Linked DNA regions of Homo sapiens: region 1 is linked to region 2. A link is a loop called in an ENCODE intact Hi-C map of the cell type or tissue named here. Cell type or tissue: ovary. All regions are shown on one strand.

Region 1 (8,000 bases), 400 kb before region 2:
AAGGGGGAGCCCCTTATAAAGCCATCAGATCTCATGAGAACTTACTCACTATCACGAGAATAGTATGGGGGAAATTGACCCCATGATTTGATTACCTCCCACTGGGGCCCTCCCATGACATACAGAGATTATGGGAACTATAATTCAAGATGAGATTTGGGTGAGTACACATCCAAACCATATTATTCCATTCCTGGTCCCTCCCAGATCTCATGTCCTCACATTTCAAAACACCGTCATATCTTTCCAACAGTCCCTCAAAGCCTTAACTCATTCCAGCATTAACTCAAAAGGTCAAGTCCAAAGTCTCATCTGAGACAAGGCAAATCCCTTCCATCTAGGAGCCTGTAAAATCAAATGCAAGTTAGTTACTTGGTTTTGGTACAGGCATTGGGTAAATACACACATTGGGGTACAGGGCATTGCATAAATACACACATTCAAAAAAATTGGCCAAAACAAAGGGGCTACAGCCCCTGTGCAAATCCAAAATCCAAAAGGGCAGTCATTAAACCTTAAAGTTCCAAAATGATCTCCTTTGACTCTATGTCTCACATCCAGGGGACACTTATGCAAGGTGGGCTCCCACAGCCTTGGGCAGCTTTGCCCCTGTGGCTTTTCAGGGTACAGCCCATTTCCAGGCTGCTTTCCTGGGCTGGCATTGAGTTTCTGTGGCTTTTCCAGGTGCATGGTGTGAGCTGTTAGTGGATCTACCATTCTGTGGTCTGGAGGATGGTGGCCTTCTTCTCACAGCTCCATCAGGCAGTGTCACCGTGGGGTCTCTGTGGGGGCTCTAACCCTACATTTCCCTTCTGCATTACCCTAGCAAAAGTTCTCCATGAGGGCTCTGCTTCTGCAGCAAACTTCTGCCTAAACATTCAAGTATTTCCATACATCCTCTGAAATCTAGGCAGAGGTTCCCAAACCTCAATTCTTGACTTCTATGCACCCACAGGCCCAACACTATGTATAAGGTGCCAAGGCTTGGGGCTTGAGCCCTCTGAAACAATGGCCTGAGCTGTACATTGTCCCCTTTTAGCCACAGCTAGAGCTGAAGCAGCTGGGGTGCAGGGCACCATGTCCTGAGGCTGCATTGAGCAAGGGGGCCCGGGGCCCAGCCCATGAAACCATTTTTCCCTCCTAGGCCTCCGGGCCTGTGATGGGAGGGGCTGCTGTGTCTCTTATATGCTCTGGAGACATTTTCCCCATTGTCTTGGTGATTATGCAAATTTCCACTACTGGCTTGAATTTCTCCCCAGAAAATGAGGTTTTCTTTTCTATCACATCATCAGGCTGCAAATTTTCCAAATTTTTATGCTCTGCATCCTCTTAAATGCTTTGCCACTTAGGAATTTCTTTCACCAGATACTCTAAGTCATCTCTCTCAAGTTCAACGTTTCACAGATCTCTAGGGCAGAACCAAAAGATGCTGCCGGTCTCTTTGCCTAGCAAGAGTGACCTTTATTCCCATTCCTAAAAAGTTCCTCATCTCCATCTGAGAGCACTTCAGCCTGCATTTTATTGTCCATATCACTATCAGTATTTTGGTCAAAGCCATTCAACAAGTCTAGGGAGCTCCAAACATTTTCACATTTTTCTTTCTGCTTCTGAGCCTCCAAACTGTTTCAACCTCTGCCCAGATCCAAAGTCACTTCCACATTTTTGGGTTTCTTTACAGCAGCACCCCACTCTCTGTGGTACCAATTTACTGTATTAGTCTGTTCTAACACTGCTAGTTAAGACATACCTGAGACTGGGAAATTTGTAAAGGAAAGAGGTTTAATTGACTCACAGTTCAACATGGCTGGGGAGGCCTCAGGGAACTTACAATCATGGTGGAAGGGAAAGCAAACACATCCTTCTTCACATGGCGGCAGCATGGAGAAGTATGAAAGCTGAGTGAAGGGAGAAGCCCTTATAAAACCATCAGATCTCATGAGAACTTAATCACTGTCATGACAATAGCATGGAAGAACTACCCCATGATTCAATTACCTCTCACCAGATCCCTAGGACTCTTAAACTGTTTATTTTTCTTCACGCTTTTTTTTCTTTTTGTTCCTCAGACTGGACAATATCAAACTCAATTTCACCATGTACTTAACTTTACTTATGCTCTTTATTTCTTTGTGTGGATTCAAGTTACTCTCTAGTGTTGTTTAATTTTGCCTGAAGAATTCCCTATACTATTTCTTGTGAGGGAGATCTGCTAGCAGTAAATTTTCTCAGTTTTTGTTTATCTGAGAATGTCTTAAACTCCCCTTCACTTCTGAAAGAAAATTTTGCTCAATATAGAATTTTTGTGTGAGATTCTTTTTCTTTTAGCACTTTAAATATGTCATCCAACTTTTTTGGCCTTCTTAGTTTCAGATCATATGTCAGCTGTTCATTTCATTGCAGATCCCTTGTATGTGATGAATCATTTTTGCTGGCTGCTTTTGGGATTCATTTTTATCTTTGACAGTTTGACTAATACATGTGTAGGTGTGTACCTCTTTCAGCTTATTCTACTTGGAGTTGTTGAGCTTTTTTGATGTGTAGATTAAGATTTTCATCAGTTTGGGACATTTTCTGCCATTATTTTTTCACATACCAATATATGTACCATGGGAGTCCTAGAAGGAGAGGAGAGAGAAACAAAAGGACATAAAGAATATATATGTCCTAAGAATTTTCAATACCATTTACTAACTATTAGATAGAAGTAATAGTTTTTTCTCCCCCTTATTAATCTCTTTTTTCTTCTACTTAATCATTAAGAAATATCGCCTTTTATAATAGTCACTAATATGTGACTATTTATAATCAAAAATAATATGAGAATCAATCATATGCAAGTTGATATAATACGACACAATTTGCCAGAGAGAAGTTATACAGAAGGAGGAAATAAGAAGAAGAAGAGCAAGTTGAGTGTTCTATGGTTTTGTCAGCTTTGTCCCTTCCAATTTGCTAAAGCTTATGTGGTTTCCTTTACTATAGTGAATATGTGAGGGGAAGAAGCTTGAAACAAGGAGGTCCTGTTATATGCCAATATTGATCTATAAAAACTCTAGATGAAGCTGAAAAAGTTCTGGGGTAAAATCCAAGGACACAAGTAATAGACATTTAAGAATCATTACATTTTCTTTCTAAGTAAGAATGTAGAAGTCAAGCTTTATATAATTCAAGAGGAGCAGAAAGGTAAGAATAACCTAGAGAGAAGAGCAAGGAAGTGGGATTCTAGGAGAAAAGGTTTTTTGTTTGTTTGTTTGTTTGTTTGTTTGTTTTTTGGCAGGAGGTGTGACAAAAATGGAAAAGAGAAAGTAAAAAATATGGGTAACCCCACAAGAAAAGCAAATACAAAGGTCAAATCGGGTGAGTAAGAATAAGTGCATGAAATAAAGAGGGATGAACAAACGGGGTGGGGAATTTTCAGGGTAGGAGAAAAAGATGGGAACTTTGAAAAAAGTGGGAATAAGGGAGAAAAGGGTATTAGTACTGAGCTTTGAAGGAATGGTTGAGGGAATTATAGAAGGTCAAATGATGGAAATGGGTGCAGCTTGAGAGAAAAAAAGAGTTACTGGGTTAGGATGACAAGAAAGGCAAAGTGATGAGGCTTTGCCTTTGACTCTTGGACTGTGTTTAATGAAGCTAAAAGCACACACTTGTTAGGTTATAAAGTGAGGTAAAGAACTATCGAGGGAGAGAGACTGAGTACCTGATGTCAATTCTTATTACAGTTCTTTAAGATTTCTGTTTTATCAAAGGATCTCACTTTCTTCCCACCTCATTCTACAATGTAGTAGTATTCTAACACTCATGCACATCAAGGTACTTGTGGGAGAGAATATCCTGTAAGAAAAACATATACAACCTATAGATTTCTGATTCATAGCACATGAGGAGTTCATTAAAAACACACAGAAAATAACAAGACAAAAAACTTTGGACACCCCCCTCCCGAAGCTCATTCATGGGTCCCATCCTTTAATCTCACCAATTTACATAAATATGAAACACCTGACCAAGTTTTCAAGTAATTTGTCACTCATCTTACCTCCTAAGGAAGACTATGTTTTCATTTAACAACAAATAGGCCAGGTGCAGTAGCTTATACCAGTAATCCCTTTAGAACGCCAAGGTAGGAGGATCGCTTGAGGCCAGGAGTTTGAGACCAGCCTAACATACAAGGACCTTTGATTCTGCAAAAGATAAAAAGCATTAGCTGGGCATGGTGGTGCTCACCTATAGTCCTAGCTATCCAGGATGCTGAGGCAAAAGGATCATTTGAGCAAAGGAGTTCAAGGTTACAATGAGCTGTGATCGCATCACTGCATTCCAGTATGGGTGACAGTTCTTGCTCACAAGAACCTGTCTTTATAAAACAAATGAACAACTTAACAACAAATACTTGTTAACAGATATTTAATTTACTATGTGCCAGATATGTACTCCAGGCACCTGAACAACATGAAAATAGAATGTTTTGTTTTCCTCTAGCCATGTCTATTTGCTGGTGTAGTCAGACAGTTTGGGGACAAGCAGAGGATTGTGGTGTTTTTGATGGTGGTGAAAGTGGAAGGATTATCCCAGGGATAGCATTATTAATCCCATATCATAATAAGGCCTGAGTGAAAAGACCCCTGACCTGGCAAATATCAGATTCTGCTAGATATGAAATGAAAATGAAAATTACCTTATTTTGGATACTTTGGAAGCCTGCTTTGTATTTTCCCTCCAGAGTCAGTATTGTATCAATGTGCTATGAATTTTCAATACCATTTACTGAGTAACTATTAGATAGAAGTAATAGTCTTTTTCTCCCCCTTATTAATCTCTTTTATTCTTCTACTTAATCATTAAGAAATATAGCCTTTTATAATAGTCAGTAGCTACAACTTTGCTGTCCCTAGGGCCCAATGTTTGGCTGAGGTGTCCTCACTTAGTGTGCACGTGACCAGAGCTCTGCAGTGACTCGGAGCAGCAGCAGAAGGGGAAATAAGGAAGTGGCACCATCTCGGGACCTGAAAATCAAGCTAGAAGAGCCCTAATCATTCATCTGTCATCAGCACATAAACATCCCTTTTCTACTGGTACTCAGACAAGGCAGGCTTGCTTGAATGCACTACTTGCTCTGAAGTTCTTCATTTATAAAATAATAGACCAGGAATGGCGGAAGGGGTGTGTGTGTGTGTGTGTGTGTGTGTGTGTGTGTGTGTGTGTGTTCATATGTGTGTATAATGTACATCTCTTCTTTGACCCCCTTTGGTTTCCAGTGTTTGCATCATTAACTAAGCTGATTGTGACTGCCCTCTACATTTATTTAAATAAGATAGAGTATTTTAAAAAGAAACTTAACGTAGGCCTTGGCACTTAGGGATGCTCAGTTATAGCGCCTGTGTATAAAAGCACCCAAGGGGTTTACATGGCCAGACTTTTCACCACTTCTGTATTCTTGGCTGGCCTCCCTCCTCTGAAACCTCAGCTGGGGAGGGACCCAACTGTAAGAGATTTGTTTTCTGTGACATTTGCTATTTGTTGCTGGCTCACTGTTTCGGTGGGGGAGGTGTCATGCTAAAGTCTGTAGGGGTAGTAGACCATGCACTTTTTGAGACTATTACTCATCTCTCTCATGGAGAATGTCACCCAGTGTCACTTCCCCCATTTTTTGGTGTTTTAGAGCCGACCGAGTCCTTGTCACTCATGCAGCAAGGAGCAGACTTCAGAGCCTCAGTCAGAGAAAGTGGAGGAGGAGGCATCTTGCTTTCCCTCCCCCTTTCTTTTCAGCATTTCTGCATTTAGGTGAGCCCTTCTAGCTGTGTGTCCCTTGAGGAGTGTGACAGATTTGCTTTGCCCTTTAGCTTTGTGGTGAGGAGTCTCTTGCTTATTTTAAATAATATGACAATCTTCCTGGGCTGTAGGGCTTGAGAAGATGAACTTGTCAACAGAAATGTCTGTTGGTTTCAGTTTCTGCCTATTACCCTGTGAAACCAAGGCACAGGGTAAAATTTCTCAGTTTTGTTTTCTCGTATTTCAAGGCCTTCACATTTTACCCCCAACATTTTAATGCATAAGAGAGCTTTCTATCTGAACTTTGATTTGCGCTTAAGTTTAAACTAAACGTTTTCTCTAGATTGAGGTGGATCTTGGATGAACTATCCCTTTCCTCCCCATGTGCAGTGGCATGCCTCAGTACCACAGAGCCACTTTCCCTATGGTAGGCTAGGTCAGGGGACAGAAGGCTTTTGCATTGAGCTGTGTATGCGGGACACTGGGTTAGACAAAGTTGCACAGTTTTCCTTGGGAGTCAGTCAACACATATGCATTATTCAGTCCTCTTATATGCCAGGCACTGCGTGGGTGCTGCAGACGTAAGGCCTCTCACGCCTCTAGGATCACCGACTTTTATTTTATTGTGTAGCATCTCTTGAGTCTGGGGTGCTAAGGAACATGCTTTGGGAAAGCCTGTCTAGCTTGAAGAAGATCTAATCTATTATTTGTAGAAACCCTAGGAGGTGATTGTATAATGGCTTTTTATCTTCTATTCATGGAGGCTTACTGTCTAGAAGACCTTCTGTCTAATTCGTATAATATTTAGGTTAGGCTAGCTTAGCAAGGCAACATGATTGAATACAGACAAAGGAACTATATAGTCCTGGCCCTGTTACTCCATTCCTCTGTCCCCTCCATGTGACCCACACTTCCACTAGTCTCATTGGGTCTGAGAACAAATCTGAGAGGCAGAGCAACATTAGTGGCTAAGAGCTTCAGCCTCAGACACATGTGTTCAAAATTCTTGCTGTCTTTAATTTACTGGCAGGTGCGTGTCCCTTGAGCAAATTACTTATCTCTCTCTGCCTCAGTTTGACCTCACAGGGTTATTTGCAAGAATTAGATGTGACAGAATATTTTAGAAATTATCAGTATGCTTAGCATATAGGAAATGCTTAATAAATGATAGTTACTATTATGAGAAAGTATCATGCTCCTCAGATGAGCCGAAATTTTATAGCCCATTACCCCACTCATCTGCTATTTTGGGACTTTGAACACTCGCAAATTCTCTTCATTCTCCTCTTCCTCCCCCTCATCAATACTTTGTAATTGAGCACCTACTTTGTCATGAGTCATGTGTAGTAAAAGCATTTATTTGCATTATGGCTTGTAATCCCTCATCCTTTAAGCCTCTGCTGAATTGTTTTCTTCTCAACAAAGTCTATTTTAATCAAGTTATTTAAAATTGCAAACTGCACCTCCCTGAAACTCCTCATCTCTCTCGCCATGCTCTCCTCCACTCCATAGGGCTTACTTTCTAACATATTGCATATTTACTTACTCTGTTTATTTTTTTTATTTTTTATTTATAACCCCTTTAGAATACGAGGTCCATAAAGACAGAAATATACATTTTTTTAAACTGATGCATTCTAAATTCCAATTCAGTGCCTAACACATAATGCATGCTCAGTAAGTATTTGTTCAGCAAACTGGTGAATGTCATTTATTGAGCAATAACAAAAAAATTGTGACCATAAAAACACTTATTTTACATATAAAGAAAACAATTTCTCTTAAGTTATGAAAATTGTCTAAGGTGATAGTAGGTTTTAGAGTCTGGGTTTGACTTAATCTGATTTGAGAGCCCAATCCTTGATAATTTTTCTCCACTATCCTTGCCACTTAACTACACTTGGGAGTTTTCAAGAAATGATTCCTACTTGCTCACAAAAATCTAATTCCTGTCACAACTAGATGGCAGAGCTGTGTGGTCCGTGCAATAAGGGGGAGAAGGCCTCTGACTTCTTCATGTTACTCACTTTTAGAAGGGCCCCAGAGAGGTGGTGTTTGTGCTATTACGTTTTCCAGAGTGTTACCTGAGTCTTTAGTGTTACTTTGAGCCATGAGCACATAGGCTAGACCAGGTGTGATCTGAACGCCTTTACTTTTAAAAAAAATCTTTACTTTCCTGTAACAACTAAGGTTTATAGATCACCACTCTTGTATGAATCTCTAAACAG
Region 2 (8,000 bases):
GGTGCTCTGTGCCAGCTGAGGGAATGAGTGAGATCTAAAATTCCACCTCTGCAGTCAGCTCTCTAAGCCCTCCATCCTGGTACAGGAAGTTTCCTCCTGCAGGAAGGGATATGTTTATCATCCCACAAAGGTGAACTTTGCTTCCTAAGCCCTGAACAAAGGGCTGTACTCATTTAAATGCAGGCTCTTTTTCTAATTTATAAACCCGCAGGGGGTGCCTTGTTCTAAAACACACAAAGACAGTGGTATAAGCTAGGGACCTTGAGTCTGCAATGATTCAAGTGAGAAATAAGGTCCTAAACTAAAGCAGGGAGGACACAAATGGAGAAGACACTTACAGTGGCTCTTCATTCACCAGACATTCTGAGAGTGTACTCAGTGCCAATCTCTGAGCATACACAGGGAGTCATAGATAAACTCTGCCCTGGGACAAGTGATAGAGTGATGTCGGAGGTGACAGAAACAAATGCATTTTCAAATGTCAAAATCTGATTTGTAATCTGCCTTTTCAACCTATTCCTGATCCTAATGTCACTGTCCTGGTTAATGTTTTTGTACTCCAGGACCTCAAAATCCAAGAATCAACTTTGAATCATCCTCGTTCCCAGTCATCAAGCTTTGTAGGCTAGCCCTGCAATGCAGTTTTTTCTTTCCTCCTCTTTGCCATTCCTATTGCTTCTAATCCAAACTCTTATTACTCCTCACTTGAGCTCCTGCAGTCAGCTCTCCAAGCCCTTCATCCTGGCACAGGTTTCCTCCTGCAGGAGTTCCAAGTTTTCCTTCCAAACTTATCTCCCTCTATTTTCTGATTATTTCTAATATTCACTCTGCCTCAAACACCCTTACCCTCCACCTCTGACTATCAAAACCCTACACGTTACACATTCCCCATGAAGGGCTGTCCTGTGAGGTAGTGAGCTTGCTGTGTTCTAGAAGTACTAAACAAAACCTTGAAGAAATTCTGTTCAGAGAATTCTAGCATTGAGTAGATTGTTGATAGGATCAGTGGCTCCCAAAGCCTAGTTTATCATCTGAATCACTAGGAGAACTTTTTAATGATTCTGACTCCTAATACCTTCACTCTAGAAATTCTGATTCCTTGGGTGTCTTAGTCTATTTTGTGTTGCTGTAAAGGAATACACAAGGCTGGGTAACTTGTAAGGAAAAAAAGGTTTATTTGGCTCACAATTCTGACGGCTGCAACATTCAAGGTTGAACATTTGCATCTTGTGAGGGCCTCATGGTGCTTCTACTCATAGTGGAAGGTAAAAGAGAGCTAGAGTGTGGAGATATCACATGGTAAGAGAGAAAGCAAGATACAAGAGAGAGGTGCCAGGCTCTCTTTAACAACCAGCTCTTGCAGGAACAAATACAGTGAGAACTCACTCACCCCAAAAGGAGGGCATTAATCTATTCATGAGAGACCTGCTTTCATGACCCAAACACTTCCCATTAGGCCCCACTTCCAACACTGGAGCTCAAATTTCAACATAAGGCTTGGAGGGGACAAACATCGAAACCATAGCAGTAGGTTTGGAGTGATGCCTTTTGAAGCCATATTTCTAAAATAGTCCATAAGAGCCAGACTTGTGAATCTCCCTAAACAACCACTGAAGGTCTCTTTCACCATTACTTTCTATGATAGGAAGCCTCACCCGGATTTCCCAGAAGAATGCAGCTGTTTTCACCTCTGTGTTGAGAGCATTTATTATGCTCTGTTTCATCTTGTAATTCTTTAAATCTATTTCACGGGGAGGAGGGAGGAGGTGGGGATGGTTAGTGGGTACAAAAAAAAAAAAAAGAAAGAATCAAAAGACCTACTATTTGGTAGCACAATAGGGTGACTATAGTCAATAATAACTTAATTGTATATTTTTAAATAAGTTAAAGAATGTAATTGGATTGCTTGTAACTCAAAGGATAAATGCTTGAGGGGATGGATATCCCATTCTCCATGATGGACTTATTTCACATTACATGCCTGTATCAAAATATCTTACATACCCCATAAATACATATACCTACTATGTATTCACAATTTTTTAATTAATTTAAAACTTTTTTAAATAAAAAATAAAATAAAAATAAAATTTCAAAAATATACATAAATAAATAAATCTATTTCAGTCTCCCCCATGATGCTGCAAGTTCCTGAGGTTAGGAGTCCTATATTGTACTCTCAGAGGGCCAAATTGAATTTGCCTGCAATAGAGCTGAAACACACTGTTCACAGGACCAGAAATAATGAGAGTCTAAACAATACTGAAAACAGCACTATTAAATACAGAAGTCTCCTGGTAGCTGGACTTTGATCTTAGAGGTGAAAGATTAGCAAACCTGAAATGTACACTTTTCATTGAAACCGGATGCACACCATTAGTTCAAATACAAATGTGAACTCCTGTGATGATATTCCATTTGGGTTTCAGACTCACTAGTCTCTCACTTGTCAACCCCTTTTGTTCTGATGCCAATTTTCCCTTTCATTCTTCATGTTGCTTAGTTTTGTTTTTTTTTAAATCTTGACCACTGGCAGTTATTTTAGGGCATGATGACAGATTCTAAAACTTAGTGGCACAAAACAGCTACTGAAATTTTTCTCTGAATGGAACTGTACCCATGATGTGCCACACCATTATAGAAAGCAAATATCTAGACAGACTTTTGACACACAAAAAATTACATTTTAAATTGCGTATTTAAAATATGTGTGCAACGACAAGAACATGTAAAAATCTATAAGTACATTTTTCAACTCACAATAGGATATAAGCAATTTTCTTTTTCAAAAAAATCAACTTTATTAAAATATAATTTTAGACAATAAATTGCATTATTTAAAGTGTACAATTAGATGAGCTTTCACAATTGTATACACTCACAAAACCACCAACACAATCAAGATAAACTTAATTCATCTTCAAAAGATAATTTTCTTTAAATAGAAATCATTCCAAAAGGAAATCTATACTGAATATATGAGACATTAATCCCCTCTTCTTTTCAGAATAAATCCAACTGAGTATAAATTAGAATTAGCATAAACCTATGTTTCTCAACTAAGGGTAGATTTGCCCCCTAGGGGTCATTTGAAAATATTTAGAGACATTTTTGTTTATCTGGATTGGGGGTAGGGTGCCACTAGTATCTAGTGGATAGAGGCTGGAGATGTTAATAAACATTCCACTCAGACAATACCTCACCGCCATCAACAACAAAGGACTATCAGCCTAAAATGTCAAGAGTGCTGAGGTGGAGAAACCCTGATGTGGATACATCCATGCTCATAATTGATTAGGAATGAGGCAATACAATATTCACTCTCTGAGTTTTTGCATATGTTTATTGTCCTGTCTGAAACACCTCTCCACTCCTCAGCAACCACCCTATGAAGCGGGTACTATTTTCTCCCCATTTTACAGTTGAGACGAACTGAGGCTTAGAGAGATGAACTAACTTGGCCAAGGTCACACACTTAGTACATGGCAGAGCTGGTATCCGAATCCAGCTTTGTTTACTCTGGAGCCTGTTCTTAAACTGTGTGTGATACTACTGATCTTTTTAAATGAAATATAAGTTCTGCATCTGGCCTAGATGCCCAGTAAAGTTTATCTAAGCAGATATTAATACACCAAATGCACACAGCTACTAATCCAGTAAGAAAAAAATAACTTCTTCCTGTCAATTCGATCAAGGGTGTTCAATCTTTTGGCTTCTCTGGCAACACTGGAAGAAGAAGAATTATCTTGGGCTACCATACAATACAATAACACTAATGATAGCTAATGAGCTAAAAAAAAGAATTGCAAAAATGTCTCATAATGTTTTAAGAAAGTTTATAAGTTTGTGTTGGGCTGCACTGAAAGCCGTCCTGGGCCACATGTGGACCACAGGCCACGGGTTGAACAAACTTAAATTAGATCTTTTCTTTTCAGATTATTGATGAATGGGAGTACATCTTCCATTTATTGTGTGCTTTCTCTGTGTCAGGCACAAAAGCTTTCTTTCATTCAATCCTCCTGCGAACACTCTGCCTGGTTATTACTAACACATCTTTAACACAAGGAACCAGAATCTCAGGGTAACCTAAGCACAACAGCATTGGGAGTTAAACCAAGATCATCTGGGTTTGCCTGCTTGTTTAACTGTACCAGACCACTCAATTGCTGGTGTTATGGCCTGAATGTTTGTGTTCCTGCAACCCCCGACCCCAAATTCATATGTTGAAGCCCTACCTCCAATGTGATTGTATTTGGAGATGGAGCCTTTGGAAAGTAGTCGAGTCATGAGGGCAGGGCCCTGGTCTGATGGAATTTAGGGCCTTTAGAAGAAAAGACACCAGAGACCTTGAGCCATCTCTCTCTCCACCAAGTGAGGACACAGCAAGAAGGTGGCCGTCTGCAAGCCAAGAAAAGAACCCTCACCAGAACCCAACCATGTTGGCACACTGATCCAGAGTTCCAGCCTCCAGAACTGTGAGAAAATAAATTATTGTTGTTTAAGCACCCACATTATGGGTGTCTTATGGCAGCCCAAGCAGACTAAGATGGCTGGAAATTATAAAATTGTACCAAAAGAGCATTGCTTCTTGAAGTTTCTCTAACTTCTTCTGTGATAACATGAATTTTATCCTCTGTGGTAACAAGAATTTTACCTATCATTCTCTATGATAACAAGAATTTTATCCTGTTACCTTCGATGTCCTTATAAGAATATTCTTAAATGTCTTTCCTATTTTGGAGCTAGAATAAAATAGTCTACGTAATACACTAAGCAGCATGTCTAGACAGAGTAGGCCTATGCAAATGTTATGGTGTTGCAAAACAAACAAACAAAAAACCTGTAAGCCTTTTTAGTGTTTATTGTTTCACTGACATATGTTGCATTAAACATCTCTTAAAGCTTTCTTCAGGTGCAATCAGCAATCATCAACATCTTTATCCCAATCATAGCATGAGACACTGAACCCCAGTAAGCTCTAGTTTTAAAATTGCCTCAAATCCTCAATGGGATTTACCTCTTGGGGTTGCTATAGGGTTTACATGGGACAATGTTTACACCCATTAGCACTGTCTTACAAATAGAAGGTGCACAATAATTGCGATAAGTGTGGTCTGTGGTCTGTGTCCACAAATGGCTGCATCCACGTCACTCAGGAGCTTGTTAGAAAAGCAGAATCCCAGGCCCCACCCCAGACCTATCAAATCAAAATCCAGATTTTAAAAAGATTTGCATCCACATGAAATTTGAAAAGCACTTAGTTAAATTATTAACAGAAAGAGTGAGTTCATAAAGACTCAGAAGACTAAGCGCAGATCCCTGACAAGACACTAGAAACTTCCTTCCATAACAACATCTTACATCTTAAAACATACATGAGTTTTGGCTGAGCCCCATCCCCACCCTAGGCATCAGCAGGGTAGGAATCCCCTTACATGGGCATCTACCCTCATCTATGCACCCAATTCATCCCCTTAATTCCCTTCTTTCTCCAGCCCAGGGATCTTTACACCATCAGGGGGCCAGAAAGCTTTCCACTTACTCATCGAACATTTTCTGCTCCCCTTTGGGACAGAGCTTTTGAAACTCTAAAGTCAAGAGAATCTTTTTTTCTGCTTTGTGCCACCACATTCCTTCCCCCAAAGGTAATGAACATAGGCAAGCTAACTAAATGGGGCCAGGAAATAAAAGGAAATAGCCAGGGAAAAAAATAAATTATTAATTTCAAAATAGTGCCCTGCCACATAAAGAACCAAATGAATGGTTCCTTATGATCAGAGACTGAGGGTGGATGGAGAGAAGTATAGCAATGAGCCATGATTTTCTCTCTCTCTCTTTTTGGAGGTAGTATTCCCTATCTCCACACTCATTACCACTGTATACAGTTTGTTCACCCCTTTCTGCCTCCTTAAGCTGTGCTCAGAAGTCTTTGGGGTATGTCCTTTCTGCAAATCTCACACATACACAAACACACACATGAAAAACAAACAAACAAACAAAAACCTCTTCAGCTTTCTACAAATTGGCTCAGGGAATTACTGTAGACCTTTCCTTCCTACTGTCTGCCATGTTCCCTGGTGTTTTCTGCTGTTCTTACCCTTATTCTTCCTATGTTGGCTCAAATTCGCCCTGGTTATATTTGGAAGAGATCTCAACTTTCTGCTTCATCACTGACCCAGAAGTCCCAAAGGATGTCCTTATAGGAATTGCCCAAGCTCCAGGTCCCAAAAATCCCTCTCCCCAGTGTTCAACCCTGTTTCTTACCACACCACCTCCCGTCTGCTCCGGACTCAGTTTGGGGAAGAATAATTACACTCTTCTCTTAGCACAGACCATAGTCTGCCCTGTGTCAGGGTTATGCATGTATGTGCTTGTCTCCCCTGGGTGGAGAAACTCCAAGACCCATTCATCTTCATATTCCCCTGCTTATTCCAGCACTAATCCATAGCTGTGCTCAACACATGAACAGAATAGACTGGATTGTGGGGTGAAGTTTTATTCAGAGTTCCTTCTTTCCTTCTGCCCCTTCAGCTCCCCACTGTTCTCTGATCCTACCTTGATTTTATTTTTGACACTCTGGGCAAAAGTCAGATCTGTATGCAAGTAAAAGCATTACTATTTCTAATTGAGCAAGTTATTTAGCTCCTATCTTTCATTTAGTCATCCACAAATGATAGATAAATAAATATAGGTAGAAGGCACACACCTTCTACCGTGCCTGATACATATTAGCATTCAATAATTGTTAGTTATCACTATTGTAGCTTAAAATTGACCATGATGAGAGTATTTATACCATGGAAATTGGTAAACATTATAAATTTTTTCAGAGAGCTGCTTTACCAGCAAATGACTAGGCTAGTGCCACATATCTAAATGATAATATTTTGGATCTATTATGGTAAATAAAACACTATTACAATTAATTTTATCTGTTTCTTTCAATTTTTTTGATATGACTGCTACAAAACAAAATTTTCTGAGACAAGGTCTCACTCTGTTGCCCAGGCTGGAGTGGCATAATCACGACTCACTGCAGCCTTGAACTCCTGGGCTTAAGCGTCCTCCCACCTCAGCCTCCTGAGTAGCTGGGACACAGGAACGTGCCACCATGTACAGCTAATTTTTTTTATTCTTTGTAGGGACAGGGTCTCCCTATGTTGCCCAGGCTGATCTTGAACTCCTGACCTCAAGCAATCCTCCCGCCTCAGCCTGCCAAAGTGTTGGGATTATAGGCGTGAACCACCATTCCCAGCTGAAATTTTTGAATTACCTTGTGATATTTGTATTGGACAGTGCTGGGCTAGATAGACCCTAACACACATGGTAGGATGATGCCGTCACACCTCTCAGTGTGGTTCCCCAGGTATTTCTAGGAATACCAGGGAGCACTCATATGCTCCACAAATTGGTCCAGGCTGATGCTTGTCACCTCTGTCAGCTGTTCTCTCTCTGAACTGTTGTTCTTCCTGAATCTTCAGGTCCCTCCCATGATCTAATCACTTTGATATTCCAGACTGACCTCTCTATTTGCTTGTTCCTATGTGCTGTGGGTTAGGTCCCCTCCACGGGTACTAGAAATGACTAGTCTCAGCACCCAAGAGCTCAGTACACCATTTCAAGGGCCACCGCCCACTTCCTCACAGCTTTCAGATGGCAGTGGGAAAGCCAACTCAGTGCCCATCAATGAAAAAATTCCCAAGACTCCTTATACTCAGAAGCCCCCTCTCCTTTCACACTCTCTCTTCAGTTACTATGACCCAGTCTTCCATCCCTGCCCCAGATATGAGGAACAAAATTCCCCTAAAATTTAAAAAAAAAAAATTCCCTACTTCTAACCCTTACATTACATCGAAGCTCCTCTATAATGTGTAAAATGTGGCATTTGGTTATTGCCAACTTAGCAAATATATATAAATTTTTTTTTCATTGATCTCTTAGTTACTGCTTAGAAAAATAAAAGACAGAAAAGTGTATTCATTTTCTTTTATTACTTGTAT

The links. Peaks named below come from ENCODE experiments on the same cell type or tissue, not always from the same donor. Only the 100,000 strongest peaks of a DNase experiment are listed, where the experiment ranks them.
Region 1: it touches region 2 in a loop (3-fold over the local background); 88 of 110 quality-filtered maps call a loop at or near these places.

Annotation. Positions count from the first base shown.
Region 1 is chr1:172,813,514-172,821,513 of GRCh38, forward strand. LOC107985225 (a long non-coding RNA gene) reads right to left here and starts at 4,184. Exons shown (of 3, transcript XR_001738297.2): 1 at 4,040-4,184; 2 at 3,701-3,834; 3 at 2,045-2,615. RefSeq lists an enhancer at 5,565-6,014. In ovary, no CTCF peak of the experiment used is centred here; a DNase peak (open chromatin) is centred at 4,953.
Region 2 is chr1:173,210,792-173,218,791 of GRCh38, forward strand. It overlaps a transcript of TNFSF4 not described here. Among named protein-coding and RNA genes, the nearest start is that of TNFSF4, 7.5 kb to the left of the region's middle. In ovary, no CTCF peak of the experiment used is centred here; no DNase peak of the experiment used is centred here.